Linked DNA regions of Homo sapiens: all the other regions are linked to region 1. The links are chromatin loops, found by intact Hi-C in ENCODE. Cell type or tissue: heart right ventricle. All regions are shown on one strand. Links, peaks and the distances in the headings refer to the core of each region. The heading gives the core; the rest is flanking DNA.

Region 1 (10,599 bases), core at 3,667-8,666:
GGGCCGATGGTGTTCACGTAGAATTCCTCCTGACTTGTTTCTGCCAAAAAAGATCACTTCTGAACTGAATTCCACTGCTCACCCCAGGAGAATTTGCCAGTAGGTAGTTGTGCAGACGTGTGTGTATATATGGGGTCAAACATTCATGATCTCTCATTGTTTTCTTCATTATTATGAGGAATTCTGCTGCACAAATCATATGTTACTCTTCAGAACAAACCATCATGGTAGACAGTTGGTGTCTGCATCATCAATAGTCCCTTCCTTTGGAAGACTGCCTTGCCCCAGTTCCTGCTGATTTGCCCCAGCTCCTGTTGATTTGCCCCAGCTCCTGTTGATTCTGGGTTTGTGGTGGGGATTCCAATCATATTCCTGAACACCCGACTAACCGCCCTGCAAAATCCTAACACCAGCCTCACACCTGATGACAGGTCAAAGTAGGGAAATGTCACCCAAGCTGGGCCAATGAGAATTGGCCCTGGGAATTCTCTATACTGAAGCAGGAGTGAGCGGCTCTTTCCTCTGGGGTTGCTACTCTTGACAGGACATAAGCCTGGTTTTAGCAGTACCCCATGACAAATAGATCTAATCTGTTTGGATTAGGGTGAGGGAAAGAAGCCAATTTACGAAGATAAGCAAAGATAGACTGGGAGAGAGAGAGAGAGAGAGAAAACGGTGACATTTGCCTCACTGTACCCACCTTTCCCTAAGACCATCTCTCCAACTATCTCCTCAGTCACATGCGTGGACAAATCCTCTTTTCTTCATTTCCATATTAGCCTAAAGAGCTAGATTCTGGAGAAGAGGGTGGTGGTGGTGATGGGCTGTGGAAAGGTGGGGCACCACCTTGCAGTGAGTATCAGCCCTTTGCTTGGATGTGCCAGGAAAGGTTAACAGGGGGTCTGGAGTGGTCCCGTGGTGTCCTGGGTCAGTCTCATGTGAGCTGGGCTACCAGGTAGGACAGCCACAGTGGCTGGCTGTGCATGGCTTTCTAGCATATAGCTTCTATTCCCGATTCTTTCAATCTAGCCAAGGAGATAAGACTTAACACTCCAAGTAATAGAGAACAATCGGGGCATGCTGGTCAGTCCTCCAGCATTCACAGCATGCCCATTGATGCTGCAGGGCTGTGGAGATGAGGGACAGGTGAACTTGTAGAGTCACTGGGCTGTCACTTCGTCTTGTAGGTCCTTGATCATGGACCAGCCTGAAGGCTGACTAGAGTTGGTTCTCAAATGGAATCCCAACTGTTTAGGTGACAGGATAAAGCTATTATTCTCTTGACCCTTTAGAATTAGAATAGCTCGCAGTGTTTGATTCCTACTTTTCTTGAAGGTTCTTCTTTTTGTCTTACTCTGTAATTTTCCCAAGGATTATTAGGGTGACACCAAAAGTGCAGGGCAGACTCTGTGCTACTCCTGGTTTTGGCCAAACAGGGCACCTCTCTCTCACACTGTAGAGAAAAGTGTGTCTGCGGCCGGGAGCAGTGGCTCACGCCTGTAATCCCAGCACTTTGGGAGGCCAAGGTGGGTGGATCACGAGGTCAGGAGTTCGAGACCAGCCTGACCAACATGGTGAAACCCCGTCTCTACAAAAGATGCAAAAAAGGTAGCCAGGTGTGGTGGCAGGTGCCTGTAATCCCAGCTAGTCAGGGGGCTGAGGCAGGGGAATTGCTTGAACCAGGGATATGGAGGTTGCAGTGAGCCGAGATCATGCTACTGCACTCCAGCCTGGGTGACAGAGTGAGACTCCATCACACACACAAAAAAAAATTGTGTCTGCTTCCCATGAGGTCAAACGGGGGATGCTGATACTTGTTCTACCTACCTCACAGTATTATTGTGACAACCAATGAGGCAGTCCATGAGATAGCACTAAAGAAGAGCAAATAGCATAAAAAGTATTATCCATTGATGCCTCTCAGCTCCAACACCAGACACTTTACCCAAATCAAAGAATTATAACCTTGCAAATTTGCTCTGCATGGTTCAGCATGGTCCTTTCTCAGAAATGCCAGGACCAGATGGATGAGGTGGCCTCCATCCAGCCACTGTCATGGCCGATGATCTTGACAGGTCCTTTGACTTTTCAGTATTTACTCTGAAAGAACTTATGCAAGAAATCATAAATGAGACACTATAATAAAGCATTTGTTTAACTCTCTCCAATGTATAAAACTTTTATATTTACAAACTCACAAGATAATGCATCTTTAAAACAGATTAAAACTTTTTTAAAAAGATAAAGAGGGGGAAATAGAGCAGAGAGAAAAAGCATATCTGTGGCAAGCACTCTTCAAAACAATTTAAAGTCTCAGGGACTAAATTCTTTCCCTACATTATCAGGAACCCCTGGGAAGACAGAATTGATGTGGCCACCTCAATCCATCCCATGTGGGTACTTACATCTGGAGTGAAATAGTGAACAGCTTTTAAAGAGATGAATCCTCATTTCAGGAATGAATATTAAATTTCACATTTCATAAAAGTCTTGAGCCAGATCTACTACATGAAAAGTGACTCTCAGTTATTGTCATCTGCAATGAAAGAGGGAACCCTCCACTTGTTTCTTATTTGCATTGCCTGGATCATATTGGCAAAAAAAAAAAAAGCCATTTTCTCCTCATTTTCACCTCAGCTGTCCCTTGTATACTAAAGACACTATAAGGATATTTTAAACTCTGGCAGGGCAAAGAGGTCTCTGCATCTCTCATCTCTCAATATTTATCTAAATCTAACTTTGGTCATCAAGAAATGTATAGAATATGGTCTCCTGAGCTTCTTAAAACTTGTCTACCTAGTAAATGTGGTAAAATAAGACTAACCCTGTTGAATAAAGTGACTTTATGGTGGGGTATGCCTTTTTGTCTATATTTCCTCCCATCCTCAGAATGAATATGGGTTTGCTCAGGAAAACAAAGACCATTCTAGTTAGGTCAAGCAGGAAGGGATTTCATGGAGGGGCCTGGGTGCTTATCACACTATTGGAAGTCTAAAGGAGCAACAATCTAGGGGCCACCATGACATTCAGGTTTGCTGTTAGAGTTAAGAGTTGATGTTGCCTAGAGTGGATGAAACTAGAGACAATTGCTACAGAGTTCACAGACCCTCTGTAGACATGACATAAACAAGATGTCGAGGCTGAGGCTGCTGAATAACTCCTGTCTGGCGAGAGCATGACCATAACTTCCAGAGAAAGAGACAAAACAGGGCTTCTGTCACGCTTCCACTTTCCAAATATCAAGTGAGTTTATCTCATTGATAGGATTAAAGATGTATGCAAAGCACCTGTAGCAAGGGAGAAGGGGAAATGTCGTTTTCAAGCTTCTGGGCTGTGAAGCATAAGAAAAAGCAGAAGGCAATATATTGCCAAAGATAAACCAGACATAACCTTCATCTTAAATATTTCTGGTCTGGTGGCCAGGCACGGTGGCTCACGCCTGTAATCTCAGCACTTTGGGAGGCCGAGGTGGGAGGATCACGAGGTCAGGAGATCGACACCACGGTGAAACCCTGTCTCTACTAAAAATACAAAAAATTAGCTGGGCGTGGTGGCGGGCACCTGTAGTCCCAGCTACTTGGGAGGCTGAGGCAGGAGAGTGGTGTGAACCTGGAAGGCGGAGCTTGCAGTGAGCCAAGATGGTGCCACTGCACTCCAGCCTGGAAGACAGAGGGAGACTCTGTCTCAAAAAAAAAAAATTCTGGTCTGGTATCTTTCCTTCACCAACCACCCACCTTCCTGTCTCTCTCAGCCACTGTAGGCTTCAGGTTGGTCTTGCCCATTGTTGCTTGTTGTCCAATGCATTTCTTAGATAAAAGGCAGTGGCCACGTAGTCTTCAAAATAATTTCCCGTTCACTTCCGTTTTTTCTCCTTTGGACCTCAACCTTCCCAATCCCTTCTACCTCTACTTTCCCCAAATTTAGAAAAAATGCAGGCCAGGTGTGGTGGCTTACGCTTGTAATCCTAGCAACTTGGGAGGTCAAGGCAGTTGGATCACCTGAGGTCAGGAGTTCGAGACCAGCCTGGCCAACATGGTGAAACCCTGTCTCAACTAAATATACAAAAATTAGCTAGGAAACCCTGTCTCTACTAAAAATACAAAAATTAGCTGGGCGTGGTGGCGGGCACCTGTAATCCCAGGCTGAGGCAGGGGAATCGCTTGAACCCAGGAGGCGGAGGTTGCAGTGAGCCGAGATTGTGCCATTGCACTCCACCGTGGGCAACAGAGTGAGATTCCATCTCAAAAAAATAAAGAAAAAATGCAGGCCAGCCTCGGTGGCTCACGCCTGTAATCCCAGCACTTTGGGAGGCTGAGGTGGGTGGATCACCTGAAGTCAGGAGTTCAAGACCAGCCTGGCAAACATGGCGAAACTCCGTCTCTACTAAAAATACAAAAATTAGTTGGGGATGGTGGCACAGGCCTGTAATCCCAGCTACTCGGGAGGCTGAGGCACCCAGGAGGCGGAGGCTGCAGTGAGCCAAGATCATGCCACTGCACTCCAGCCTAGGTGACAGAGAAAGACTGTCTCAAAAAAAAGAAAGAAAAAGAAAAGAAAAAAATGCATAAGTAAACATCCTATCAAAGAATGGAAATGCCAATACCTATGAAATTGATTAGATTTAACAAGGAAGATGTTACCATCATGATGAAAGCTGTTGAAAAGCATAGTAGCTAGGTCTAGTTTAAAAGTGCATTAATTCAACGCAACATGTACATTTTCATGCAACAAAAGACCCACAGTGGCATTTTGACATGCTTCCCTCCCCTTGGATCCGATTTGTATGAAAAGTAAAACCATACTAAGAGACCATGAAGATGTCATGGGTGCGGGGGCTGTGACAAGATAGAGTGAGGAAATTTTATAAGGAACTTCTGGCAAAAGAGAGGAAATAAGCTGTGCTATGGTGTGACCTTTAGTGAAATTTTATGTCACATTTGAGCAATAAAAGGAAATGAGTCAACCGACTCCCTTCTCCCGTCTAGGCTGGGAGCCATGTGCTGAGGACCAATACTCCAGTCCCACTCGCTCCCTCTCCCGCCACTGCTAGGCTGGGTCACAGCCCAGGGGGGTGAGAATGCGGTTCTGTGAGTGTGCCAGGGACTCAACTATTGTCTCAGGGCTCCAAATCCCGTCCGCGCTCTGCCCTCTGAGGGTGGGGTTGAACTGTGAGCCACATCCTTGCTGTGCCTCCAGCTTCCTGTCAGGCTGTGCCAGTGGAAGGTGCTAGAAGGAACTGGTAAGGAGGGGAGCAAGGAGGGACTTGATTTTCCTGTCCATTCCCCATTCTTGAGTGTTCACACTCCCTCCCAGCCGTGTCAGTCCCTCACCATAGCAGCAGCTGAATCCAGTTTGCAGTGTTCCTAACACTCACAGAACCAACCTCATCACACACACCCGGAGACCGGCAGCAGCTGAGCAGCTCTGCGGGCCCCTGAGCTTTTAGGTCCTGGTGTCTCCAGCCTCAGGGGTGGCAGCCGCTCCCTGCTGTTACCTCCTCCCTGGCATCCACCATTATCCTTTTGTTTTTTTAGTTCCCCAGCTTCAACCGAATGCATGGTTTACAATTCTTTATTATTACATTGTCTCTCTTCAGATAACTGGTGTGGCTTCTGTTCCCTGGCTGAACGCTGGCTGATACCATAAACAAAATGGAGTTTTTGGAATAGTGGAGGCTTTGCATGAGTATTTGCTGAATGAATGAGTGAGTGAAGGAGTGAGTGAGCCAGTGCTCCCACTGCTGTCTGTAGCTGTCCATGCCCTTTGCACCTCGCAGGAGGAAACCAAGGCGCAGCTTAGAGCCCTCAGCCTCAGACTCAGCCTCCCTCGCCTTGTTGCCGCGACTTTCATCCAGCTTTGGGGCTCCCTCCTGTGGGCTCTGCTGGTCTCAGACAGGGCAGCAGACACAGTCTGGGCACCCCAGGGTAAACATAGCCCCGGCCAGATGCGCCCTTGTGTCTGCACGAGGCCACTTGGAGCTAACGGGGAGGGCCAGTCGAGCTCTGCGTGTAAAACACAGCGTTTCTGTTGTTTCTGCCAGGCCTTCACATACAGCTCCCAAACTCCGGCAAATCTCAAACGTAAATACCCTGCTCTAGGAAAGAAAGTAGCCAGGGGGAGAAGTCTGGTTGACTATTACCCAATTGAAGTCCCACAGTAGGAAGTAAATGAACCTGATTAAAGAAAATGGAGTACATTTCTGGCTTGGCAGAGAAAAAAATATATAAATAAATTTTTATATGGGCCTGAAATTTTCCCTTGTTACTTACTTAGGGGCTGGAATCCTAAAACGAGAGTGCCACCTGCTGACCATCGTCAGACTCCGATCCGAGCGTCGCGGGTATTTCAAGGCAGGTGCCCTGAGTGGCACAATGGGGGCCAAAGCATTCTATGTGAACACCGCACAAAGGATTCTAGGCGTGACTGCCGTGGCCATGTAGTTTCCACAGGGTGTTTGGCGCTGCCCAGAGTATGTGGACTTGTTACCTGTCCAGCACCAGGCACTCCTCTGTAAAAGTGCCTCTGTGAGGCCGGGCCCGGTGGCTCACGCCTGTAATCCCAGCACTTTGGGAGGCCCAGGCGGGCGGATCACCTGAGATCAGGAGTGGGAGACCAGCCTGGCCAACATGGTGAAACACTGACTCTACTAAAAATACAAAAATTAGCCGGCATCGTGGGGTGCGCCTGTAATCCCAGCTACCCAGGAGGCTGAGGCAGGAGAATCACTGGAATCCGGGAGGCAGAGGCTGCAGTGAGCCAAGATCGCACCACTGCACTCCAGCCAGGGCGACAGAGCAAGACTCTGAAAGAAAAAAAAAAAAAAAAAGGCCAGGCGCGGTGGCTCACGCCTATAATCCCAGCACTTTGGGAGGCCGAGACGTGTGGATCACGAGGTCAGGAGATCGAGACCATCCTGGCTAAAATGGTGAAACCCCGTCTCTACTAAAAATACAAAAAATTAGCCAGCGTCGTGGCAGGCGCCTGTAATCCCAGCTACCCAGGAGGCTGAGGCAGGAGAATCGCTGGAACCCGGGAGGCAGAGGCTGCAGTGAGCCGAGATCGCACCACTGCACTCCAGCCAGGGCAACAGAGCAAGACTCCGGAAAAAAAAGAAAAAAAAAGTGCCTCCGTGGAACATCTGGAGTATCCCTGCTTTCTGACAAAACTCTTGGCAGATGAAACTGAAACGGCACAGTTCATGAGTGGAAATAAGTGATTATGGCTTTGGATTAGATACAATAAGTAGATTAAAGAACCTGTGCCAGGGAACCATAGTGTGGTAGAGCCAGAAGGAAGCCTTCGAATATTCTTTGTGAGAAAGCCATAGTGAGCCTTATTTTTCAAAATAATTTCAACCTTTATTTTATACGCAAGGGGTACAAGTGCAGGTTTGTTACCGGGGTATATTGTGTGATGCTGAGGTTTGGAGTATGAATGATCCCATTACCCAGGGACTGAGCACAGTGCCCATTAGGTAGTTTTTCAGTCATTACGCCCTTCTGTCCCTCCCCACTCTTGCAGTCCCCAGTGTTGACTGTTCCCTTCTTTATGTCCGTGAGTACTCAATGTTTGGCTCCCACTTATTATTTTTTTTTTTTTGAGACTGAGTGTCACTCTGTCACCCAAGCTGGAGTGCAATGGACTCCACTCACTGCAACCTCTACCTCCCGATTTTAAGCGATTATCCTGCCTCAGCCTCCTGAGTAGTTGGGACTACATGCGCCCACCACCACGCCCAGTTAATGTCTGTATTTTTAGTAGAGATGGGGTTTCATTGTGTTGGCCAGTCTGATCTCGAACTCCTGACCTCAAGTGACCCACCTGCCTCGGCCTCCCAAAATGCTGGGATTGCAGGCATGAGCCACCGCGCCTGGCCTTGGCTCCCACTTATAAGTGAGAACATGTGGTATTTGCTTACGTTTCTGCATTAATTTGCTCAGGATAATGGCCTCCAGCTGCATCCATGTTGCTACAAAGGACATGATTTTGTTCTCTTTATGGCTATATAGTATTCCACAGTGTACATGTACACATTCCACATTTTTTTTAATCCTATCCATTGTGAATGACCATCTGGCTTGATTCCATGTCTTTGATATTGTGGATAGTGACCATGAATCTTATGAATGAGGGCAGTGGTTGACAGTTTGTAGTTGCCATTTTAGGGTATTGGAAAGGATGGTCCCATGTAAGAGCTTTGAAACTACTGGTGATGATGAGGATGATGATGATGGTGATAATAAATAGTGCTTGTTAGCCCCCTCCCTGAGGGGAGGTGAGACACATTTCCCAGTCAGTTTCCGAAACCCCCAATAAAAAATGTAGTACTTCTAGACAAAATTAAATGAGGATTAAAATGCAAATATGCCACAGAACAGAAAAAAACATAGACTCATTTGTGTAACTCCAAAGAGCAAAGTGTTTGCAATTAAATGACTTCCTGAAACAAGTTTTGGAGTGGTGCATGTGTGTGAGGACTGTCTGGCCTGGGTGAGCTAGAGATGAAAACCTGAAAAGGAATCGGGGGTGGGGATTTATTCCAAAGGCCAAAGGAAACACAAAAGGCTGGAGCGGCGCTTGACAGAGTCCTCCTGGCCATGACGTGATCACCATGGCTGATCTCAGATACATGCCGTGGGACGCTAGAACATGACTTTGCTTTCCTGCCAACTCAGCTCTTCTGCTGCCTGGCCTGGGAGAGTGTGAGGAGGGGTCTGTGAAAGCCACAGTCTTGCTTACAAACCAATAATACATAGAATCTCCAGGATAACATAATACCATGGTCTCCAAAGTATAGGATCATTCTCTGTTAAGTTTTCTTTTCAACTTTTTACTGCTTTATATTTATTTCATTGGAACTTATTCAGTATTGACATTGTTTGGACATTTTTCTTCTCCAGATCTCATGTTGAAATGTTATCTCTAATGTTGGAGGTGGGTCTTGTTGGAGGTGTTTGGCTCATGGGGGGCAGATCCCCAGTGAATGGCTGGTTGCCATCCCCGTGGTGATGAGTGAGTTCTCACTCTATTAGCTCGCGTGACAGCTGGTTGTTAAAGGGATACTGGAACCTCCCTCCCCTCTCTCTGTCTTGCTCCCTCTCTCACTATGTGACACGCCCACTCCCATCTTCTGCCATGAGTAAAAGCTTCCTGAGGCCTCACCAGAATCAGAAGCTGGTACCACATTTCTTGTACAGTCTGCAGAAAGAACTGTGAGCCAAATAAACCTCTTTTCTTTATAAATTACCCATCCTTGGGTATTCCTTTATAGCAACACAAAATGGATGAATGCAACAACTTTCTGGTAGGTATGTGATTTACCTGCTGTCCTACCACCAATTAAATTATATATATATATATATATATATATATACCACCAATTAAATATATATATATATATACATATAGCCCACATGTACTCATGCCATCTCTCTCTATCTACCATAAAATTCGTGAGTCTCTATTGATTGACACATAAGCAGAATCAAGTGATATTCACAGCAAGACACCACAGGAGCTTAAGGTGCTTCTGAATCATCAATGATTGGATTACATTCAGTGAAATTTTAGTGTCAAGTCTATTTTCTTGTGTTCTAATATTCTAAAATTGAACATCCACATTGCCAAATGTGACATTTGGTGACTCACTGTCAGCAAGGATATCAATTGACCAGCATTCCTCTTCAAGTGTGCCTACAGCTCATTGCAAGAGGGGGAAAATCAAATCAAATTAGTTCCTTTGTGGATATAACATTTTCACTTCAATAATAATTGAAGGCTTTCTGGGCAAGAGAAATATATCTTAAGGTAAAATCTCAAAAAAATTTAAGAATATCAAAGCATGTCAGTCATAATAGATATTTTTGTAACAATGATAACATTTTGACTTAGCAAAATTATATGGAGAGCCTACGGTACCTGACTTTGTGCTCCTCATCAGCAACATGGGGGAGAAAGAGTGGCTAAGATGTGGTCTTTCCTCCTCTGGGTACATTGTCAAAAACTGCCTCCTTCTGCAATCTCTCCATCCCATATTACTAACTATACCATTCACCCTGATTTATTTCTCCCCATAGCAGTAAATACTATCTGAAGTAATATATGATTGTTTACAAAGCAAAATAATGTAACACACCACTATTATGCATTTCTTCCTTATTGGTTTTCTTTCTCTCCTGGGAGAACACAAGGTCCATGAGAGAAGAGACTTTGTGTCATTTTGTGCTGAGTCCTCAGTGATGGGAAATAAGGTAAGTGTTCAATAATTATTCGTTGATGCCGGAATGATGATTGAACAAATCTATGTCAATACATATTTTAGTTTTTTTATACTGGGTAACTTTTTTATTTCGTATAAACCCAGATGTTTCTGATTTATGCAAAACAATTATTAAAATTTAGTAGGTACTTTAATTGTTATGCATAACACATTTATAAAAATGAAACATTTTGTAAGCCGTATATATCTTCCTAATTCATTCATTTCCTACCAAATTATGTGTCTCACATTATTAAACACATCCCTTGGGCAACCATCTTTTCCTTTGTAGTCATTGCAGTCATTTCACATTAAGATATATAAACTGCAGAAATATCATT
Region 2 (10,599 bases), core at 3,574-8,573, 52 kb before region 1:
GTAGGAGGTGTTTGTTGTGCCTTCCAGGTGGTGATGAGTTAAAACCTGAGTGTTTTTATTACACTGTGTGACTGCTACTGTTTTGAGTACTTGTTTTGCAGACTCTAGGAAATGCAATAGCTGTGAAGTTCCTTTTTTCTCTTGTTAGAAGTAATAAGTTACTCTGCTGGAACTACTGGTATTCCAAAATGTAGAATAGGTTAGAAATGATTTTCTCTTTCAGTTCATTTTATATTCTTCCTCCTTGCTCCTTGAGGAACTTGATCCTTTTATGCTGAACCTATCTTTTGATTCGGGACAGAAATCGAGGATTTCTCAACTTAGGAACTATGGACACTTGGGGCTGAAACATTCTTTTTCTTTTATTTGAACATCATAAGATGTTCAGCAACCTCCCTGGCCTCCACCCACCAGGTGCCAGTAGCAACCCTCCTTCCACAGCTGCGACAATAAAAAATGTCTCCGGACATTGCCCGTTGTCCCTGGGAGCAAAATCTCCCATTTGAGAACCACTGTGATAAGCTCATTAATACGAAGGTGTAGCGACTTAATATGTTATTTCTTCAATGAATCTTTCCCTTTTGCAAGTGGAACTAAGAAGCCACGCAGGCCCGCAGAAATATCAATTTCTTGATTTTTCTGCAGCCCAATGAATCTCTACTTTAAGCTTCCTGATGGCAGAAATACAATCCATATAATGGATAGACTTGGTCATCTTCAGGATTGGATTTGACCAATTCATTTCAGGGTTTCTCCTTGAGTCCTGGGCCATTTGCACAGTGTTGTGACATCAGTCAGGAGGGAGCTGGGCTTCTTGTCACCACCTCCCATATAGCTAGAGGGGAGGCAGCCAGTGTCTACTTCTCTTGTTTCATCTTCGCCTCCTTACCTTCCCTCTTTGCAAGCTTGGAGGAGGGAGGGGGAAAGGAAAGGATCTTGAGCTTAAAAGCCAAGAATCTACTGTCTTTGTTCTCTGGTTCTGCGAGGATAACTTCCCCCTAAGACAGTGATGAATCATTGCTAGCTGCCTGGGTGGAGGAAGGCCCTGGGGCCCAGTGGAGAAATTGCCTGGAAAGAGAACACATGGCTTAATATCCTCCTGCCCTCCTCTCTTGGCACTCCTCTGTCTGCAGGTACCACTGCTCTGGGGATACATACAAAGCAGCAGTTTCCAGGCAGGGCTCCATAAGCCATATGATACTGCACAGGGGCCCTTCATGGATCTCATTCCACCGGGCTTTTGGATGGATAAATACAGGTCATAGGTATGGAACTTAAAAAATCCATTTCTCATCATCAGTCATCAAAACTACATTGAAATACATATTATAAAGCAGCATCTCTTCCACATCTCTACAGACCTGTGGATTACAATGAGAAATCTGGGAAGGTGTGTCAATATGAAGCCGAATGTTACTAAATGTATGTATTTGACCTATAGAGAACAATCATTCCCTTTATACTGGGGACACAGTAAGACAGTGAAAAATAGCACTGCCTTCCCACACCTATATTTAAGAATAAACAGCATCGAGCATTTATCCAGCACTGAAGAGCCTACCTCATATGGTCTTATAATTACCAAGATAACTATCTTTCTTTAACCCTCCACACCTCCTACCCTATCCTTCCTCACAGTGATGAGCTTGCTTCCAATTTCACTGGGAAAATAGAAGCGGTGAGAACAGAGCTCACACAAGCTCCATCTGCCTGTGCCTGTGTTCCTTGTCTCTCTCCTGGTATCTGGAGGAACTGCCCAGGTTCCCAGCAAGACTAGACCCATCCTCATCAGACCCATCTCTTCTCGTCCTTAAGAATTCCTTCATGCAAATGGATGGGCGTGGTGGTGGTTAACGCCTGTAATCCCAGCACTTTGGGAGGCCGAGGCGGGTGGATCACTTGAGATCAGGAGTTCAAGACCAGCCTGGCCAACATGGTGAAACGTCGTCTCTACCAAAAATACAAAAATTAGCCAGGTGTGGTGGTGAGTGCCCAGCTACTTAGGAGACTGAGGCAGGAGAATCACTTGAACCTGGGAGGCGGAGCTTGCAGTGAGCCGAGATCGTGCCACTGCACTCCAACCTGGGTGACAGAGCGAGACTCCATCTCAAAAAAAAAAAAAAAAAAAAAAAAAGAATTCTTTCATGCAATTAATTCTCCTGGAAGTAAATTCACTCTTTCCTGTCTTGTCAGTCTTTTTATTGTTTTTTCCACATCAGAAGAGTAAACAAAATTTATTTTCTTCCATATCAAAGGGGGAAAAAACCCTCTATGGACTTTGTCTTTCCTCCACTACCACTTGCTTTCTCTCCCTCCTCAGGGAGGGAGAAACCCCTCAGCAGGGTTGCTTAGTATTGCCTTCTCTGTTCTTTCATCAACTTGCCTGGTCAGCTTTGTGAGCAAAGGCACCAGGAATCTGCAGTTGCTAAGCCCCAGAGTCAGCACCCACTGCCCAGTCTCAAACATCACTCCCTTCTTCCTGACACTCTCTCTCCACTTGGAATCCAGAATCCCACAGTCTCTTCTCTTCCTCCCATTCTGCCTCGGTCTCCCGGCCATTTCCCTTTTTCTCCCACCTCTGCATATGGCAGAGTCTTTGGATGTGCTCTTGCTGTCTCTTGGAGAGCTCAGCTAGTTTTTTGACTTCAAATGCTCCTACTTACTGGTAACACCCCAAATTTATGTCTCCAGCCTGGACTTCAGACTTCAGTACACATCTACCTGCTTGGAATCTCCATCTGGATGCCTACAGACATCTGAAATGAAAATGCTTCGCCGGGTGCGGTGGCTTACGCCTGTAATCCCAACACTTCTGGAGGCCGAGACGGCCGGATCACAAGGTCAGGAGATCGAGACCATCCTGACTAACACGGTGAAACACCCGTCTCTACTAAAAATACAAAAAAATTAGCCAGGTGTGGCGGCGGGCGCCTGTAGTCCCAGCTACTCGGGGAGGCTGAGGCAGGGGAATGGCGTGAACCCAGGAGGCGGGGCTTGCAGTGAGCCGAGATCCTGCCACTGCACTCCAGCCTGGGTGACTGAGCGAGACTCGTCTCCAAAAAAAAAAAAAAAAAAAAAAAAGAGAGAGAGAGAGAAAAAAGAAAAGAAAATGTCTCAAGCAGAGCTCCTGCTCTCCCCCACCCACCTACCCCACCACTTCAAACCCGCCTCTCTACTTTGTCACCTGAGTGAATTGCAATTCTATCCTGCTGATTGATCAAGCCAAACACCAATGAGCAATTCTTGACTCTCTCCCGTAATCTATTAATACATGAGATCCATTGGCAATTTCTATCAGTTTTACCTTCAAAATTTATCCAAAATCTGAACACTTCTCACTTTCTGCACTGCCACCATCCTGGTGAGCCCACCATCCCGCCATTGACATTGCCCCCTCTCATCTCAATGCAAGAGGTGGGTTTGAATGGAGGTTCAAACTCGCATTAGACCTGTGGTCCTCACACATTTGGTCTCAGAATACTTTCTTCCCTTAGAAGTGAGCGACTGGAGACCCCTAAAAGCTCTTGCCTATGTGGATTATATTTATTGATATTGCTGTATTAGAAATTAAAGCTAATCGCTTCTTGGCCTTTTGGCTAAGATCAAGTGTAAGAAATTAAAGCTGAAGTTTAAAAAATAATTCATTTTAAATAATAATAATAAACCTATTGCATGTTAACATAAGTAAAACAAATTTATAAAAAATAACTCAGCTGGGAGTGGTGGCTCACGCTTGTAATCCCAGCACTTTGGCAGGCCAAGGCGGGTGGATCACAAGGTCAGGAATTCGAGACCATCCTGGCTAACACGGTGAAAACCCGTCTCTACTACAAATACAAAAAATTAGCCAGGCATGATGGCAGGCACCTGTAATCCCAGCCTCTCAGGAGGCTGAGGCAGGAGAATCGCTTGAACCCAGGAGGCGGAGCTTACAGTGAGCCAAGATCGTGCCACTGCACTCCAGCCTGGGCGACAGAGCGAGACTCTGTCTCAAAAAGAAAAAAAAAAACAAAAAAAAACAAAAAAACACTATTTTCCAAAACAAAAAAAAAAACTGAGAAAAGTAGCAGTATATATTTTTGGAGAGCACATTTTGTAAGTTTCTTTAATGTCTGGATTAATAGATGAATTCTCCATTTTCTACTTTGAATCTGTTGCAATATATGTCGTGTAGCCTCTAGAAAACTCAACTGTGTAATTAAGAGAGAATGAGAACAAAAAGGGAAAATCATGTCTTATATTACTATGAAAATAATTTTGACCTCATGGGGATCTCTGAAAAAGTGTCGGGGGCTCCAGGAGTCACCCGATCATGCTTTGAAAAATGCTGGGGTAGAGCACATCACACTTCCGCTCAAAACCCTGCAAAGGCTTCCAGACATAGGATGAATAACAGCCAGTGTCCTGACAGTGGGCTTCAAGAACCCGCATGGCCAGTGCCCTCCCTTCCTCTGTCCCTGGCACAGTGGCCACCCTGTGGGTCCTCGGACATTCTGGGCATGCTCCTGCCTCAGGATCCTTGCACCTTCTGTTCCCTCAGCCTAGTACACTTTTCCTTTGGTATCTTCTTGGCTGGCTCCCTCATCTCATTTCAGGATTTTACTCAGACGTCACCTGTTCAGTGAGGTTTACCTGGATGTCTCTCTAGTACTGCAACACTGCCCCTCCCCCACAGCTCCTTTGATGCTCCCCAACTCCCCCACCTACTTTATTTTTGCCTTAGCATCAATCTCCATCTAACTTACTGCTCATTTTACAATTTATTTTTGTTTACTTCTCCTCCACCTCCAATCACATCCTCACTAGACTGTGGGCACTAGAATGGTACAGTACATAGTAGGCGCTGAATAAAATTAGAAGCATGAATGAGCAAATGAATGTCTACATTCTAGCTGAGGAAGTAGAAACTTAGGGAGGGCACGACTTTCCCTGAGTCACAGAGCTAGTGGATAATACAGCTGAGTCCTGGAGGCGGGTCTGCTGGCTGCAAAGTCTGGGCTCTTTCAACCACACAGCCAAAAATGCAGGCACATGTGCACATTCAATTGCATGATTGAGTTCAGGCTGACTCAGACGTCAGGTGTTTTCAAGGTCTAAAGGTGCACCCCTCTTTGGAATGCCCCTGGCGATGGTGGAATATACTGTCTTCATTCTACAGATGAGGACAGTGACCCAGAGATGTAACTGACTTGCCTAGAGTCACAGGATCCACAGCAGGAGTGAGAACCCCGTGGGGCTTCCTAATCCAGCGCTCCAAGGAAATGCAAGGATATTGGTCATGGGTGACTCAATTTAACCAACAGTAGCTTGGTTAGACAATCTGCCTTTGGATTCATTCATAGTTAATTTCTTCATGTTTGCTTGGATTCATGATGCCATAATTCATGCTGTCTGGTATGGTTTGGCTACAGAGACATGCAATAGGGCATGTATTTTGTGGTTTGGTGACAAATCAGGACACACGTGCAGTGCTGCTGTGAGCCAAGCCAGTTTCCTCAGGGTCAAGGCCTTGGCTGCTGAGCTCAGGTGCAAAACGCCTCTGCTCGAGCTGCTTAGAGCTGTGACCACTGCAAGAACTCACGCACTCCTCAGTGCAGCCATGAGCTGGTGATGACGATTCCAACTCAAGCTTGGAATGTCTAAGTAACTTGATAAAATTTGGAAGCTAGTGAGAAAACCAAGGGCACAACATACATCTTTCTGATTCTAAACTTCCTGCTACTGGCACCTCTTAAAGTAGATTTAATGTGCCTGGCACTCCAAGTTCATAGGAAAAGCAGGAAGAGAGGGCTTAACTCACCCCCACACAGCATCCCTAGGAGGGAGTCATGTTAGACAAGGAGAGGAAGGGAGTAGGCCTTATCTGCTGGCCTTTTCTTATACTTCTCTTCCTGTGTCTTATGTCAGATTTCCTTTCAAATACTCCAGGGGAAAAAAAAAGGTGTGTGTGTGTGTGTGTGTGTGTGTGTGTGTGTGTGCTGGGGAAGGGACTTAGATGAAACAAGATTGACAAAATGTTGATGACTTTGAAGCTAGATAATGGAGCTGTGAGGATTCATTACACTATTCTCTTTATTTTGTGGATGTTCAGAATTTTTCATAATAAAAGGAAAAAGGGAAAGGAGATGCAGCTAAAAAAATGCTAATCCTCTGGTTGTTTATAATCATGAAATACAGGAAGTATTCAAAATATCTAACAATAAGGGATAAATTAAATAAAAAAGCCTGCATCTGATCCATGCATTTAGGTGGCTGTAATAATATAAATGTAATTTGTTGATGCTGAGACTATCCAAATGTGCTAGCCACAAATAAATAGTAATATTTAGGAAAAGATTTATATCAAAATCTCATTTCGATTTTAGGTGCATATTTTTATGTATATGCTTGTGTTTGTATATGCATTGAAAGAGATCTGGAAATAGTAGCTCTTCCTGCGAAGACTTAACTTTATATACTTAGGTAATGTGTAAATTTTCCAAATAAGAGTGAATCACTATTGCAGTTAAAATGTTTGACATTTTCTAAAAGCAGGTCAGAAAATGCCATGTATAATATCATCACATTTTTGTTTTTTATAAAAAGCAAGGAAAAAGAAGAGCATCGGAGTTGGATCCTGGACATAGGATGTGGACCAGAGCACATCAGCTGGGGGCATTCTGGGAGAAAACCTTGGACCTGTCACATTTCTGTTTACCCAGAACACAGAGCTGGGGAGGGGGTTTTAGTGCCCAGTGCAGTGCTGGACTCAGCTGATACTTAACTAAATTTAAAAAGCTCCCCACTACTCTGCCCTGGGAATGTGCATTCCCTGAACAGAGGGGAGAATTGAGTTCATTATTTCCTAGACTGGAAAGCTCTGATGAAAAGGAGATCTCCTTTGAAGAGAGAAAGGCAGCAATGAACAGAACAGCAGGAGGAAGTCAGCTCCTGAGAGTACTGCCGGCATCTGTCTAGTTGACAGCTCTACCAAGTAACAACGTGCAGCACCTTCCAGGGGAGAGGGAGCTGGGGCTGCCGATGCACTTTTACTCAAAGGAAAGGCCAGAGTATAAAGTAAACAACTGCATTAGAATGCCATATGCACTCTGTGCAGGTTAGTTACGCACTCAAGGGGGTTGTAATTGTAGACATAATTGTAGCAGCAGATTCATGGTGTCCGGCTAAATGGAAAATCTGTAATTCAGACCACGAAGTAGGCAGCTGGGTTTGTTGCTTTAGATAACATAAATGTAAGGTCAGATGTGCTACAGTGTGAAGCTCCCAACCGTATCCGTTTGCCATCATGGAGAAGATATGCTAATATGTCAATGCAATACTAATGGGACTCCATGGATTCTATTACTCAAGTGTCTCCAATCAATTAGGGGTTTTAACTTAGTCATACAGACATAAATATCCTTTAATACCAATTAAGGCCACTGTTCATCATCATGATGGCTTTATCATGGTGTGTGTTTTGTTTTGGTTTGGGTTTTTTTTGCTGCTGAAATTTTAACAGGGAGGAAGACAAGACATTCTGGACAGAGTGGAAGATTCCTGGTCCCTCGACCCACACTGGTGTCAAAGAATGAAAATCACTCTCGTGCTGTAAGTGTTCCATCTTCAAGTGCTCCTTAAGTTTGGGGAAGGCGAAAGAATTCAATGGGACAAATATTTTTCAATAACCTATTTTGAGTGAGGAACTCTGCTAGGACCTAGACTTTATTTGTTACACCAAATACATAAATAAATTGAAAGCCCTCATCTTCTGATATGGTTTTCAAAGCTAAATAGCATGGTTATCAGTATTGCTCATTGGTATTAAAAATTACAACCCCTGCTTCAGGATTTAATTGAATCTATGACAAGGAGAAAACTCAATTCCAGAATCATGTTCATATTGCTTCTACTGTCACAACCTTTCCCTTCTTTCCCATATAAAAATCTGCAGCAGGGGACTTTTCTGTTCCAATTGCCCTGCAATGGCATGATCCTCCTTGGGATATGTTGTGTGCAATTTCAGGGAGTTCTCAGAGTCCCTGACACCTTTGTCTGAATCCCAGGTTAAAATAAGTATAAGTGAATACTGTTCATCTGACCATCTATCCAGCCATCTATCCATCCATCCATCCATCCATCCATGCCCCATCCAACCTCCTATCCATCCTGCCACCCATCCATTCATCCAACTATCCATCCATCCATCCATCTCTCCATCCTCCCACCCATCCATTCATCCAACTGTCCATCCATCATCCATCTACCCATCCTCCTATCCATTATCCCATCCACTCAATTCTTCCATCCATCCATCTACCCAACCATCTACCCATCCACCCATCCATCCATCCATCCACCCACCCATCCATTCTCCCATTTATTCATCTACCTGTTCACCTGTGAAACTCATTTTTACCCATCTTAGGAAGTGGAAATTGCCCTGAGACAAGGAAGACATTTGGTAAATCACAACTGACATCACATACATATTTAAATATTTATTAAAACTCATAAGGAGTTATATACATTTCAGATGTTATATAATAAATATTCAGATCAATATGTTCAATGGAATCAATGTTCCAAACATTTGTATTGTATACGTAATCAATAAAAAATGTTAAGCATCCTCAATATATAAAAATACATTCGGCCAGGAGCGGTGGCTCACGCCTGTAATCCCAGCACTTTGGGAGACTGAGGTGAGGGGATCACGAGGTCAGGAGATTGAGACCATCCTGACTAACATGGTGAAACCCCGTCTCTACTAAAAACAAATACAAAAAAATTAGCTAGGCGTGGTGGCCGGTGCCTGTAGTCCCAGCTACTCGGGAGGCTGAGGCAGGAGAATGGTGTGAACCAGGGAAGCGGAGCTTGCAGTGAGCCGAGATCACACCACTGTGCTCCAGCCTGGGCGACAGAGCGGGATTCCATCAAAAAAAAAAAATTCTACATATTTAGATGTATACGTATATAAATGCTAATATGTTATACAAATCATAAAGCATACATAAATCACAAATGTTTGAAGGATGACTTTAAACTAAATGGAAAGTCCTAATATTTTCTGCCCTCACGCTAATGATCATACTGTGTATCTTGGAGGTACACATTTCACCCTAGAGGCCCTGAGTTTGATGTTACTTTTTGCTGCCTGCTTGCATGAGTAGCAAATCCCATATTCTACACTTGAGGAGTTCTAAGAAATAAATACTTCTATTTTCTCCTGGACTCTTTGTTGGAAAGTGATATTTCCCTTGTCCTTTCATGTGAGCAGAGAGTGTTTTCTTGAAATGTATGGGGTGATCAACCTCTTTGTCCTCATAAGTTCAGTTTAACAGGAACTGGACACATTATAGGCAATAGGACAATGCCTCAGCATTCATGGAGCTTGGAGGTTTATCAGGGAGACGAACACACAGATGGTTACGGCAGTGTGCTGAGGGCTGTTTGGGAGCACAGACGAAGGCGCTGTAGGTTGTCCATCCCTGTCCTTCAGCAGATTGATGGTAAGACTCAGGCCACCGCCTAGACTTGCCATCGAGCTGCCTCTAAGAACTGTTGCTTCTTTGTAAACCCCAGTTAAATCACAAATTAGACTTCCGTACCAGAACTCCTATGTTGCATTCCTTGGCCATTTTGAGAGGAGAAACAAGCATATACATACAGAATAAACTAGCCATTCAACTACGTTCCTATAGTTCTTCCATCAATTCACTTACTTTTCCACCATTATCAATGTTGTCATCAACAGCCCACCTCTCTCCACAGTGGGTAGTGGCATCCCTAAACCATTATATCAATTAAAAAAATGAGGAATGGGCCGGGCGCGGTGCCTCTTGCCTGTAATCCCAGCACTTTGGGAGGCCGAGGTGGGGAGATCATCTGAGGTCAGAAGTTTGAGACAAGTCTGGCCAGCATGGCCGAAAACCCCGTCTCTACTAAAAATACAAAAATTAGCTGGGTGTGGTGGCAGACGGTGCCTGTAATCCCAGCTACTCGGGAAGCTGAGAATCACTTGAGCCCAGGAGGCGGAGGTTGCAGTGAGCCAAGATCGTGCCACTGCACTCCAGCCTGGGCGACAGAGTGAGACTCCATCTCAAACAAAAAAAAAATTGAGTAACGGAGACCACCAGAGACTTATGGTAAAGTGAGGGAGTGCAGGAGAGCTTTGTTTCCTCCCACGGAGATAAGAGGAGTGCCCCCCCCCCATTTTATTTGCCCTCACCCACCACAGCGCCTGGGACCTAATAGGATTTCTACCAATGTTGGATGAAGGCAACTGGACATGAGTAGTTCTGGATGTAAGTCAGCTTTTAGGGCAGAAGTGAAAAATTAGGTTGGGGAGACCTACAGACAGCGATGGAGCTTGGAATACTAAAACGAAGATAAGTGACCAGGGTAAGTTTTTGAAGCAAACGTGGGCAATAATGAAAATAATCTTGTCACCTACCTCCACTGGGCGTTCACCATACCCAGAGCACAATACCAATTGCTCTGTCTCGGTAATCTCAATTATCTTCACAGAAGGCTTGGGAATTGGACATTTTCATTTTCATTACTTTATAGATGGAGAAACCAAGGCACAAAGAGGATGAGTAAGTTGGACACTAATAG
Region 3 (10,599 bases), core at 3,559-8,558, 98 kb before region 1:
AACCACGCCAGGCTAATTTTTTGTATTGTCAGTAGAGACGGAGTTTCACCATGTTAGCCAGGATGGACTCAATAGCCTGACCTTGTGATCTGCCTTCCTTGGCCTCCCAAAGTGCTGGGATTACTGGCGTGAGCCACTGTGCCTGGCCTTTTTTTTTTGACGGGTGGGGGATGGAGTCTTGCTCTGCTGCCCAGGCTGGAGTGCAATGGTGCGATCTCGGCTCACTGCAAGCTCTGCCTCCCGGGTTCAAGTGATTCTCCTGCCTCAGCCTCTCGAGTAGCTGGGACTACAGGCGCCCACCACCATGCCCGGCTAATTTTTTATATTTTTAGTAGAGATGGGGTTTCACCATGTTAGCCATGATGGTCTCAATCTCCTGAACTTGTGATCCGCCCGCCTCGGCCTCCCAACGTGCTAGGATTACAGGTGTGAGCCACCACGCGCAGCCTCCTATGACTAATTCTTTACATTAAACTTTGCCTATACAATTTACTGTGTATTCTCTGTGGTCTGATTGGACCCTGACTGATACACAGTTGGTACCTAGAGCGGCCCCAGGACATAGACTTGCAAAGATGGGACCTGGGAATTGGTTTGGTGGTGCGCTTTGGTTTGAGCCCAATGCCAAGAACAGAAAATAGGACACTAGTAAGCCATGGTGTGTATCACAATTAATCTAGCCATTACCTGTGGGAAATTTAGATGAAGCATCAATTTAGGCATGTACTTTGGGAGCCCAAGGGTCTGCTGCACTTGTCCATTCTGGTAATAATAATTACTATAAGACCTATGGTGTGGGATGGATTCTTTTGAATGCATTTTAGCACGTACAGAAAGAAAATGACAAGCCCAGGTCATTTAACCTTTAGCCCAAGCCGTGGGCGAAAAACTGGAAAGCCTCCCTGCCAGCCCTAGAAGAATCTTATATTTCTTTTTGCCATAGTGCTCACATTGCTGAAAATTAAACACAAAATTTAATTTGTGTTGGTTGCTCAATTACAACAGTTGAACTCACAATCTTTCCAAGTTTCTTATGTAGAAGCCAGGGCATGGACTGGGGGGAAATAGGCTCCTGAAACAGAATGGGAACATCTGGTTGGATGGATTGTCAGATGAAACTAACATCCGAGTCTCAATTACTAGTAGAATTGGCTTGCCCTCCAGTGTCTCAGGAACCTAGGCTTGTTTGCTTGAAAACTCTCTGATAACCTCACCTGGGGCAGATACTTTGAAAGCAGGTGACTATTATCTTCACGACCCTCCATAACCACCCCGTGCTCCTCCTAGCCTCATAACTAGGCTCAATCTCAGGGGTACAGGTATACCTTACGGCCCAGAAAGAAATAAGTTGCACACTAAAAGGATTACAAGCCTTTGCTAATGTATATACTTAGAAACCTGAGAAGCATTTGTGGGAGCAGTTTCTAGGGATGCCAACCTGGGGATGGAGGGAGAAAGCAGTAGATGGGCCAAATTAATGGATCAGCGTTTACCAAAGATTCTGGATTTTGTATGTGAGCTCGTGCCATTGGAGGTGGCTCTAACCGTTTACTTGTTTGCTTGACTAAAACTGGGACTCCACAGTGGCCTACATTTAATGATGCTGAGATGCCTGAGTTTCCCTGGCACAATGTAGAGAAGAGAATCCAAGGATTTAAGGAGACAGGAATTTGGAACTGGATTTTTAGTGTGTGACCTGCACACCCCTCACCCCACAACTACCACGAGAAGGTCCTGTAGACCCTTTCTGTTGTTGTTGTTGTTTTGAGACAGAGTCTCACTCTGTCACCCAGGCTGGAGTGCAGGAGTGCAGGGATGCAATCGTGGCTCACTGCAATCTCCGCCTCCAGGGTTCAAGCAATTCTCCTGCCTCGGCCTCCCAAGTAGCTGTGATTCTAGGTATACCACCACACCTGGCTAATTTTTGTATTTTTAGTAGAAATGGGGTTTCACCATGTTTGCCAGGCTGGTCTTGAACTCCTGACTTCAGGTGATCCACCCACCTCAGCCTCCCAAAGTGCTGGAATTACAGGTGTGAGCCACTATGCCGAGCCCTGTAGACCCTTTCTTTACTAAGGCATTGAGAAATACATTAATGAGGGGAGCACCTGTACTATGGTTTGGCTGTGTCTCCACCCAAATCTCATCTAGAATTGTAGCTTCCATAATTCCCATGTGTTGTGGGAGGGACCCAGTGGGAGTTAATTGAATCATGGGGGCGGTTTCCCCCATACTGTTCTTGTGGTAGTGACTAAGTCTCACGAGGTCTGATAGTTTTATAGGGGAAACCCCTTTTGCTTGGTTCTCATTTCTCTCTTGTCTGCTGCCATGTAAGACGTGCCTTTCACCTTCCACCATGATTGCGAAGCCTCCCCAGCCACGTGGAACTATGAGTTCATTTAACCTCTTTTTCTTTGTAAATTACCCAGTCTTGGGTATGTCTTTATCAGCAGTGTGAAAATGGACTAATACAACCTGAATTCGTAGAAACTCTGTGGTTTCTCTCTGTGGTAGGCCAGGTATGACTGTAGAAGATTTGGCTATCGCAATGGTCTCCTGATTACAATGGGGCTGATGGGAAGCTGTAGTTGCAGTGATTAAGCGGTAGCACTCACCTGAAGACAAGGTGGGTACACCTACTGTGCATGGCAGGTGTTAACCAGAGGCACCAGGAGTATAGCCTCCCTTCTTAGGATTATTGATGAACCATTTATAGCAGATTCAGATAGCAATGTTTGAAGTGTTTGCATCTGGAATGCAGACTTCTGATTAGGGTCTTTCAAATGATGACTAACCATCCCTGGAGTATGGATTTCTAATTTGAAGAGTACTTCAAATGTTAACTGCATCTAGGGAGTAGATTAAAATTAAATTATATCCACATATGTATCACACTGAATATGCTGAAGTGTTTTAAAGTAAATTGTAGGCCATATAATCAACAGTCTTTCTCACGTGACAATAATCAGTTGCAGTGAGAGGCAGCCGCCTCTGTTAGACGGGTGCACACACTCCATTGCACCGCAGTCCCTTGCGTGTCCTGGAACCTCCCTGTACATCAGCTGCCATTTGTCATCACGTTTGCTTTGTCACTTTTCTCATAGATGTGTAAAAAGGGAAGTGGAATATTTATTGTACTATGTCTCTATCAAAAACAGGAAAATAAAAAATAGACCTGGAAAAGTTGCATATTTTGAAATAAAATGGAGACAGTATAGTTATGATTTTTAAAGGCTGTATCTATGCAATTAATATGCAAAGCAAAGTAGATTCATTTGGAAAGAATACAATTTAAGGCACCATGGTAGACTGTCTTTCCAAAGATGCCTCTCACTCCACATGCTCTGCGGTGATGTGACCAACTGCCCCTCAGTGACAGGCAGGAAACAGAGGCAAAGTGGGCTCACAGGTAGGAAACAGAGGCAAGGTGTCTTGCTCAGAGGCCAACAGGTACAGGCCCAAGTCCTCTTATTCCCAGCACAGTGCTCACAAGACAGTAGGCTGAGCAATAGGGGGTCCTGGAAGCTGATGCCATTCCTAGGGTGGTGCCTGGTGGGTAAGGGCAAGTTTGTGGAGGAGGAAAGAGAGAGAGAGAGAAAGAAAGAGAGAGAAACTGAATTGGTGTTTGAATTCAATAGGGCAGATAAAAGTAAGAAGACCAGGTACAAGAATGTAGAGTAGAAAACAAAGACACTTGAATCTGTGCTGACATTAGTGACTTGCTTGATCAATGAGTTGTGAAAGTAACACTCTGGAACTTCTAGGGTGAGGTCCCATTTGAGTCCAGTCAACCCACGAAACATGAGCCATCATAATAAACTGCTGTTTGCAGTCTTTAAGAATGGGCATAGTTTGTCATGCAGCAATTGATAATCCAAACAGACTCCATTATGCAATAGTCCTTTATTGTACTTATTACTTTCTGGCCTGGACCCGTAGGTTGTGAGCCTGGGAACTCCCACCTTAGAGTTCTGTAATTGCTAGAGATTGATGTCACACACCTATCTCAACCAGCACTTACCCATCAGGAGTGTTCGTAGTGCACACACACATATTCAGCTGGTTTCTGTTGGCCAAACCTTTTTTCCTGGGGAAAGAGGGGCCCTCTCCAGCCCTTCCTAACCTTTATCCACCTCAGAGATATGCAGATGAGTTCCTGAGGCCTGCAGGTGCCCTGCAAAGAGGTGTGCCATGTATACTAAGGCATGTTAATTCAGTTTTTTCTACTTTAATAACTGGATTTCCTTCATATTCCTAAAAGACTTTTAAAGGAAGTTAAGTGAGGGTGTTCCACTTTAGAATTTCTTTCTTTTTTTTTTTTTTGATACAGAGTCTCACATTCTGTCACCCAGGCTGGAGTGCAGGGGCACGATCTTGGCTCACTGCAACCTCCACCTCCCAGGTTCAAGCAATTCTCCTGCCTCAGCCTCCCTAGTAGCTGGGAATATAGGAGTGCACCACCTCGCCTGGCTAATTTTTGTATTCTTAGTAGAGATGGGGTTTCACCATGTTGTCCAGGCTGGTCTCAAACTCCTGACCTCAGGTGATCTACCCACCTCAGCCTCCCAAAGTGCTGGGATTACAGGCATGAGCCACCACACCCAGCCTTACTTTCAAATTTCTAAGGGGTACAGTGGCATCACTGTGGCCATACCCTGGTGGGAGAGCATCTAGGACCTGTGACTGTCACCCTAGGGACCCATCCTGAACCCTCATGCTGCCAGCACATGTCTTCTAGCCCTGCACTCTCTCTGACCTCACCTATCTTCCTTCCTTCCTTCCTCCCTGCATTCTTGCATTTGATCTTCTTTTATCACCAATCTAACCTTTTGAATTTCATCACCAATTCAGTTTCTGTCTTTCTCTCTCTCTCTCCAAGCTAGGCCTCACCCACCTGGCACCACCCTGGGAATGGAGCCCCCTCCAGGAGCCCCCGGTGCTCGGCCCAATTCTCTGTGATCCCTGTACTAGGAGTTAGAAGAACTGGGCCTGCGACTGGTGGTGCCATCAATATATCGACGGCCTTGCAGCAAGATGCTTTAGCTCTGTTTCCTCGTCTGGAGACTTAAGGAGAGGCCTGATTCCTGGGCCACATCCAGCGTCACATTCTGTCTTCCACATTCGCCTCCATTGCTCTACTCTGCGCTTCACCCACGGGCCATGCTTCTCTCTCTCACACCCGGGCCAGCTGCCCAAGGGCCTCCTAAGTGCACCCCATCTGGGATAGGTAGCAATAAGGTTCCACTGCAAATATATTTTATTCTTTTCTTCTTAATATACTATTTGCACTCTACCCTGAACTGTTTCAGAAATCTCAGTGAATAGCTGCAAAGATTAAGCCCAACCTTGCTGTAATTTTGGTATTTCAAAAAAGCAATTGCTTCATCCATCATTTAGCTCCGTTCCACCCTAATCAGATCAAGATCACATAATCACCTTTTTCATAACTCGGCAAAACATTTGAGTTCAAATAATGCCTTTACCAAGACCCTGATCTATTGTTTCCAACAATTAAATAGCATTCGTATCAGAGAAGGCCATCTTTTTCCTGCCCAGGCCAGGGCCCTACTTTGGAGGAGTCATACACAGACAGGAAGCCGCGCCCCTTCCTCTTCCTCCACCTGGCCTCCTTGCCAGGACTTGGCTCCGGAAAAGGCCTCTGTGGTCCTAGCTGCTCCGTCTCTGCTCTGTGGGACCTAGGAGCAGGCAGCGTGGAGCTGTCCATGTCATTTGAGGTCTGGCCTCTGCACAGAATCCGGTCCCTGAGTGGGGCCCTCCCACTCCAGCGTTGATCTCATTCTTCTTCCCGAAACCTGCCGGGCCAGCACGGCTCACAAATGCTATCAGCATTCTGCTTCTTCCCTTGCAGATATGCATGGGAACAACTTCTGAATATAAAGACATTAAACAATGAACATTGTTTGCGATAGAATTAGGGCTAAAGCCTGAGCAAAGAGTTGGACGAAATACATCTTTATCTGCACTGTCTCTGATTTAAACAAGGCATAAGATGTTTGTTCAAAACGCTGGCCATATCTGGCTGTGCCTGCCTTTATGAGTCCCTACCCCGCCCCCTCCCATCAGCAGCTGGGAAAAAATGACGTCTTCTCCTGAAAGCAGATGACTTTCCTGCTCTTCTCAGGACACTCTCCCACCAGCAGCAGCCCCGGGGGGTTTCTGAGGGTGGTTGCTGTGTCCTGCTTAAGCTGCCCTGGCTGCTGTCACCAGGCCGGCCACCATTTCTGGGTGGCACAGGTGGGGAGTGCTGCTTTCCCCCAGTCAGAAGAATTTGGCAATAGCCCCCCATCTTCCCAGGCCTCTCTGATCTCTGGTTCCATTTTAATTGAATCCTTTGCAGAATATGCTGGTAACCGATTATACCAGCAAAGTCATCAGAGTGATATTTACATGTCATTAATAAGGCCAGGGAGGAAGGGATGGTGGGGGAAGCTGTGACAGGGGAAGAGGAGAGGGAGGAGAGCAGCTCAGGGCAGAGTGTGGACTGGGGCCAGGTCCTCAGGTTGTGAGTCTGGAGCGAGTCAGACACCTGGCCGGGGAGGGAAAGTGGATGGGTCTTAAATAGTGAGTTCCTTTCAGCATCGTCCTTTTGTTTCTTGCCCATCCTCAGTATCCTGAGCCCCCAGAGCCCTCTGACCTTCCTGATCATTTCCTTGTGTCTTGCAGATAAAAGAAGAAGGCAACCTGCATTTGTGTGCAAGCCTGTGTTTGCCTGCGGCCCTCATGCCCTCTGTCCCCACACCTAGATGGATGCTTCCTGAAAAGGTGTTCTCAGTAGCCACTGTGCTCCTCCGGTGGAACCCCTACCCCCCCACTGTCTGCACAATCCATCTGAGAAACCACACACGTGAGAAGGGGCACAGGATCAGCCAGGCAGATAAGGAGCCATGGCTTGCTGCAGCGGGGGACCCTCCTCACTTTGAGGGTAGCGGCCTTGTTGATAGTCGCATCTTCCTCAGCACCTGCGTGTACGGTCCTGTCCGCTGGAATGGCTCCTGCACACTGGAATGGGAGAGGGTGAAGTCTTTTCTGGGAGTTGCTTTCCAGGGAGGTCAAAGAACCCAGCTGTGCTCTAACTTTTTTTTTTCATTGATTTAGAAATATTTCAGGGAAATGGGGTCCAAACAGTGGCACAGAGTAAACATTAATAATAAGGGACCTACGATGTGAGTGCTGTAAACACGCCCAGGCCCCTGCATGCCTTGGACTTACGGGCTTTTCTGCCTGCCCATCATGGTAACTCCACTGAGCCTGATGGGCATGACCTAAATAGGGCACCTATTTAGCTTTCCTCATAGGAATGGGTGCTTGGCTCCATACACACATCTGTAATAATCAGGCGCCCTGATCACAATACAGCGGTGCAGCAGGAATACGCACGCTCCGTTCAGCGAGCACCCTGAAAACCATTACACTGCTAATTATAAACACAGGCTGCCAAAGCCCAGCTTCCTTCTATTCTTCTTACATCCTGCAGATGGCCAAACTTAGGAACTCGTCATCTGATTCCCCTGGAATGGCAGCTGGTGGCTTGATCTGTCAGTGTTTGGGGTTGGGGCTGGATAGAATCTGTGATAGACCAGGTCTCTAATCACAGTGTGGTTTCCATCTCTAAATGGTCAAGGTAACATGGCACATCCCTCTGGTCTTGGCAAGAAAAAGAGCAGACCTCTTGGAACCCACAATGGAGCACTGCAGGTAGATAAATATGTAACCCTTTTTGTTCCTTGGGTGTCCCCAGCTCTACTATAGTTTTGTTCCAAAGGACCTTCCTGCCTTTGAATGTGACTCCCCAGAGTTGGGAGAGTTGCTTAGAAATGGTATGGGCTGATCATTTCATCAACCCAGAGGCATAAGCATGTGAACTTGGTCTAAACAGTCTTTTTTAAAACCAGAGCTTGGGATCAACTTTCAAGAACTATGGTGATTGGCTCCCTCCAGTCACCACAGTTCTTGAAAGTTGCATGGTGACAGCTCAGCCTCCTCCCTCCTGACTGGGTGCAGAGCATTGAAACTGTGTCCTTCCAAGCCCTGGGGAACAGAGCTGATTAATGGGTCTGGATATTTTTTTTCATTATTATTTTTAATATGGCTGGAAATCTGGCAGGCTGCAGGTATCCAGCAGAGAATCAAAATGAGAAAATGTTTAATACTGTTGGTTCAGGTTTCTAAGAGCAGAGGAAGGATTAAGGACTTGGGGGTCAAAGAAGTGCTTTAGATGCTGCATTGCCCTTCCTAGCTGTGTGACCTCAGGCGGGTTCCTTAATCCCTCTGGGCTCCAATATTTTCTTCCTGTAAAATGAAGCTTGTTTTGGGAGCTTTTCCATTATTATTATTATTCTTTTTTTTTGAGACTGTCACCCAGGCTGGAGTGCAGTGGCGCAATCCCGGCTCACTGCAACCTCCGCCTCCTGGGTTCAAGCAATTCTCTGCCTCAGCCTCCCGAGTAGCTGGGATTACAGGTGCCCACCATCATGCCCGGCTAATTTTTTGTATTTTTACTAGAGACATGGTTTCACTATCTTGGCCAGGCTGATCTTGAACTCCTGACCTCATGATCTACCCGCCTCAGCCTCCCAAAGTGCTGGGATTACAGGCGTGAGCCACCGCGCCTGGCCGGGCTTTTCCATAGTTAATACTAGCTATTAAATCATTTGACCCCTATTGGCTGTCCACTCATGCTAGGGGATGTTCCAGTTGTTGAAGACAAAACATCAGGTCTCCGCCCTCAGCGGGAGAGCAGGGCACAGACGTGTCCACCAGCAAACAGCATTGTCTTACAGTGCACCAGACACAGCTGCACCTCCCAGGTCCCCTCAGGAAAGAGCTTGCAGAGAGCCATCTTACCAGGGTCTCACCCTTCCTGGGCAACTTGCAGTCAGTTACCCAGCAAGGAGAGGGTATAAAGGCCCAGCCATTTGGCCATTTTGGCCCCACCCAGGATAACACTGAGGGTGATTTGTGCTCCAGACCCCCCCTGCTGGCTTGGTAGGGCCTGAGTTGCATTTGGACTTTTTCTACCCAATCCTGCTTTGTCCTCTCCTTTTGAAAACAGGTGCCCATCTGCAAAGCCCATCCTGTCCTCCAAACTCCAAAGTAGCTTCTACTTTCAGAGAACCCGACCGCCATCTAGCAGAGGGGCAAGCAAGGACAACGAGGTGTCTGAGTGGAGGCAGGCACTCAGGGAGCCGCTCGGAGCCCGTTCTAGTGACTTGGTTATTTCTGCCAGTACTGCTATTGCCTGGGAGTGCCTGCAGACCTGAGTTTGGTTTCCTCCACAGGAAACAAGAGCTTGTGCACGGGTAGTTTATTTGTTAGGTAACTCCAGGAAGCAAGAGAAAGAAGTCGGGAGAGAAAGGGGGGATGGCGAAATTCACATGGTGGCCAGGTGTTGCTGAACTGCCTGACCCGTGGCTAACTGGGGCTCAGTCTCCACTGGGGTCCCGCTAAGGAAATTATAGATATGCCTCTGGGTTTCCTTCTATTTCTTTCTAGTCACTGACTCCCAACCCTTTCTGATGGATGGCTCCCTCTCCTTCTCTCTCCCCACTTCAGGGTTGTCTTGTTTGGCTGAGTGAGCTCTGGGGGCGTTGAAGAAAGACCTGGGGCTAAAAGGAGTAAAAGATGCAGAGGGCACTTGGAGTGGCACCACTGGCAGCATGGCAAGTCGTGCCATCCACAGCAGCAGCTGGAACAGGGGCCGAGGGGCATGGGATGGGGCCTGCTGGTCGCCACAGCCTGTTAGCTCCTGTACCTTTCTTGAGTTGCTGCCAGGAACTACCCTGTTGGTGGCTACCCTGATCTTCCCATGGGGATACAAATGACACATGGAGGCTAAGCTTGGCGGCAGACAGCCTGCTGGGATAAGCCAGAGGGGGCAGCAGCTTAGAGTCTGTGCAGCTCAGGCTGTCGGTGCACAGTTCCAGGTGGGCAGTGCTGTGGTTCTGTGTGCAGGCTCAGGAGCCAAACGGTGTTGGTTCAAATCCTGGCTCTGCCACTTATTAACTAGGAGCCTTTAGGTGAGCTCCTTACCGTGTCTCACCTGTAGGATAGGGAAAATGAAAGCACTTAGGAAAATGAAACCACTGTAGAGGGTGGTTGTGAGGCTTGCATGAAATGAAGCCTGGGAAGCACTTTGTCCAGGGCTGGCGGGGAGATGGAGGCAATACTTGGTAGAGGTTAGAATCATTAGATCTTTTACTCAGTATCCTTCCTGCAAAGGAAGTCAACATAGAGCTCTTTCCCACACACTGCAACTGCGTAGTATCACTCTATTGTCCGCTTTAATAGCACCCACAATTGCAAGCATGTAAATACAGCCACAGTTGTGAGAAGTAGCCCTGGAATCATTTCTTTCTCCTCTACTATGTAACGGGCAAAAGAGCCATTGTTGAAATAAAGAATAGCCTGTGCCCCTTCCCCACCTCAAGCTTCTGGGGCAAGGTCCATTGCCAACTTAGAGTCTCTCTGAGGTCACTTACATCTATAATTGCTTCAGAATAATTGTTTTAATGCTTGCACCGAAATCACCCTTTATGCTCCATGAAACAAACAGCTTTAAAGTCATCTTTCAGCAGCTTT

Evidence for each region. Hi-C counts contacts between places; a loop is a spot of excess contacts. Peaks named below come from ENCODE experiments on the same cell type or tissue, not always from the same donor. Only the 100,000 strongest peaks of a DNase experiment are listed, where the experiment ranks them.
Region 2: a loop joins it to region 1, with 9 times the contacts of the local background. A loop is called at or near these places in 3 of 110 quality-filtered maps.
Region 3: a loop joins it to region 1, with 6 times the contacts of the local background. A loop is called at or near these places in 20 of 110 quality-filtered maps.

Annotation. Positions count from the first base shown.
Region 1 is chr18:7,268,171-7,278,769 of GRCh38, reverse strand. It overlaps LOC105371974 (a long non-coding RNA gene), which reads right to left and starts at 6,371. Exons shown (of 4, transcript XR_935121.4): 1 at 6,270-6,371; 2 at 1,966-2,109; 3 at 1,828-1,874; 4 at 1-1,247. It overlaps LOC105371973 (a long non-coding RNA gene), which reads left to right and starts at 10,167. Exons shown (of 4, transcript XR_935118.2): 1 at 10,167-10,250. In heart right ventricle, for the core only: CTCF peaks have their summits at 5,921 and 6,283 (motif pointing left); DNase peaks (open chromatin) are centred at 5,099, 5,889 and 6,339; H3K4me3 peaks cover 1,366 bases; H3K27ac peaks cover 2,221 bases.
Region 2 is chr18:7,319,673-7,330,271 of GRCh38, reverse strand. It overlaps LOC105371975 (a long non-coding RNA gene), which reads left to right. Exons shown (of 3, transcript XR_935123.1): 3 at 2,692-2,823. Among named protein-coding and RNA genes, the nearest start is that of LRRC30, 94 kb to the right of the region's middle. In heart right ventricle, for the core only: no CTCF peak of the experiment used is centred there; no DNase peak of the experiment used is centred there; H3K27ac peaks cover 2,696 bases.
Region 3 is chr18:7,366,072-7,376,670 of GRCh38, reverse strand. No RefSeq gene overlaps it. Among named protein-coding and RNA genes, the nearest start is that of LRRC30, 140 kb to the right of the region's middle. In heart right ventricle, for the core only: no CTCF peak of the experiment used is centred there; DNase peaks (open chromatin) are centred at 5,680, 6,080 and 7,473; H3K4me3 peaks cover 1,117 bases; H3K27ac peaks cover 5,000 bases.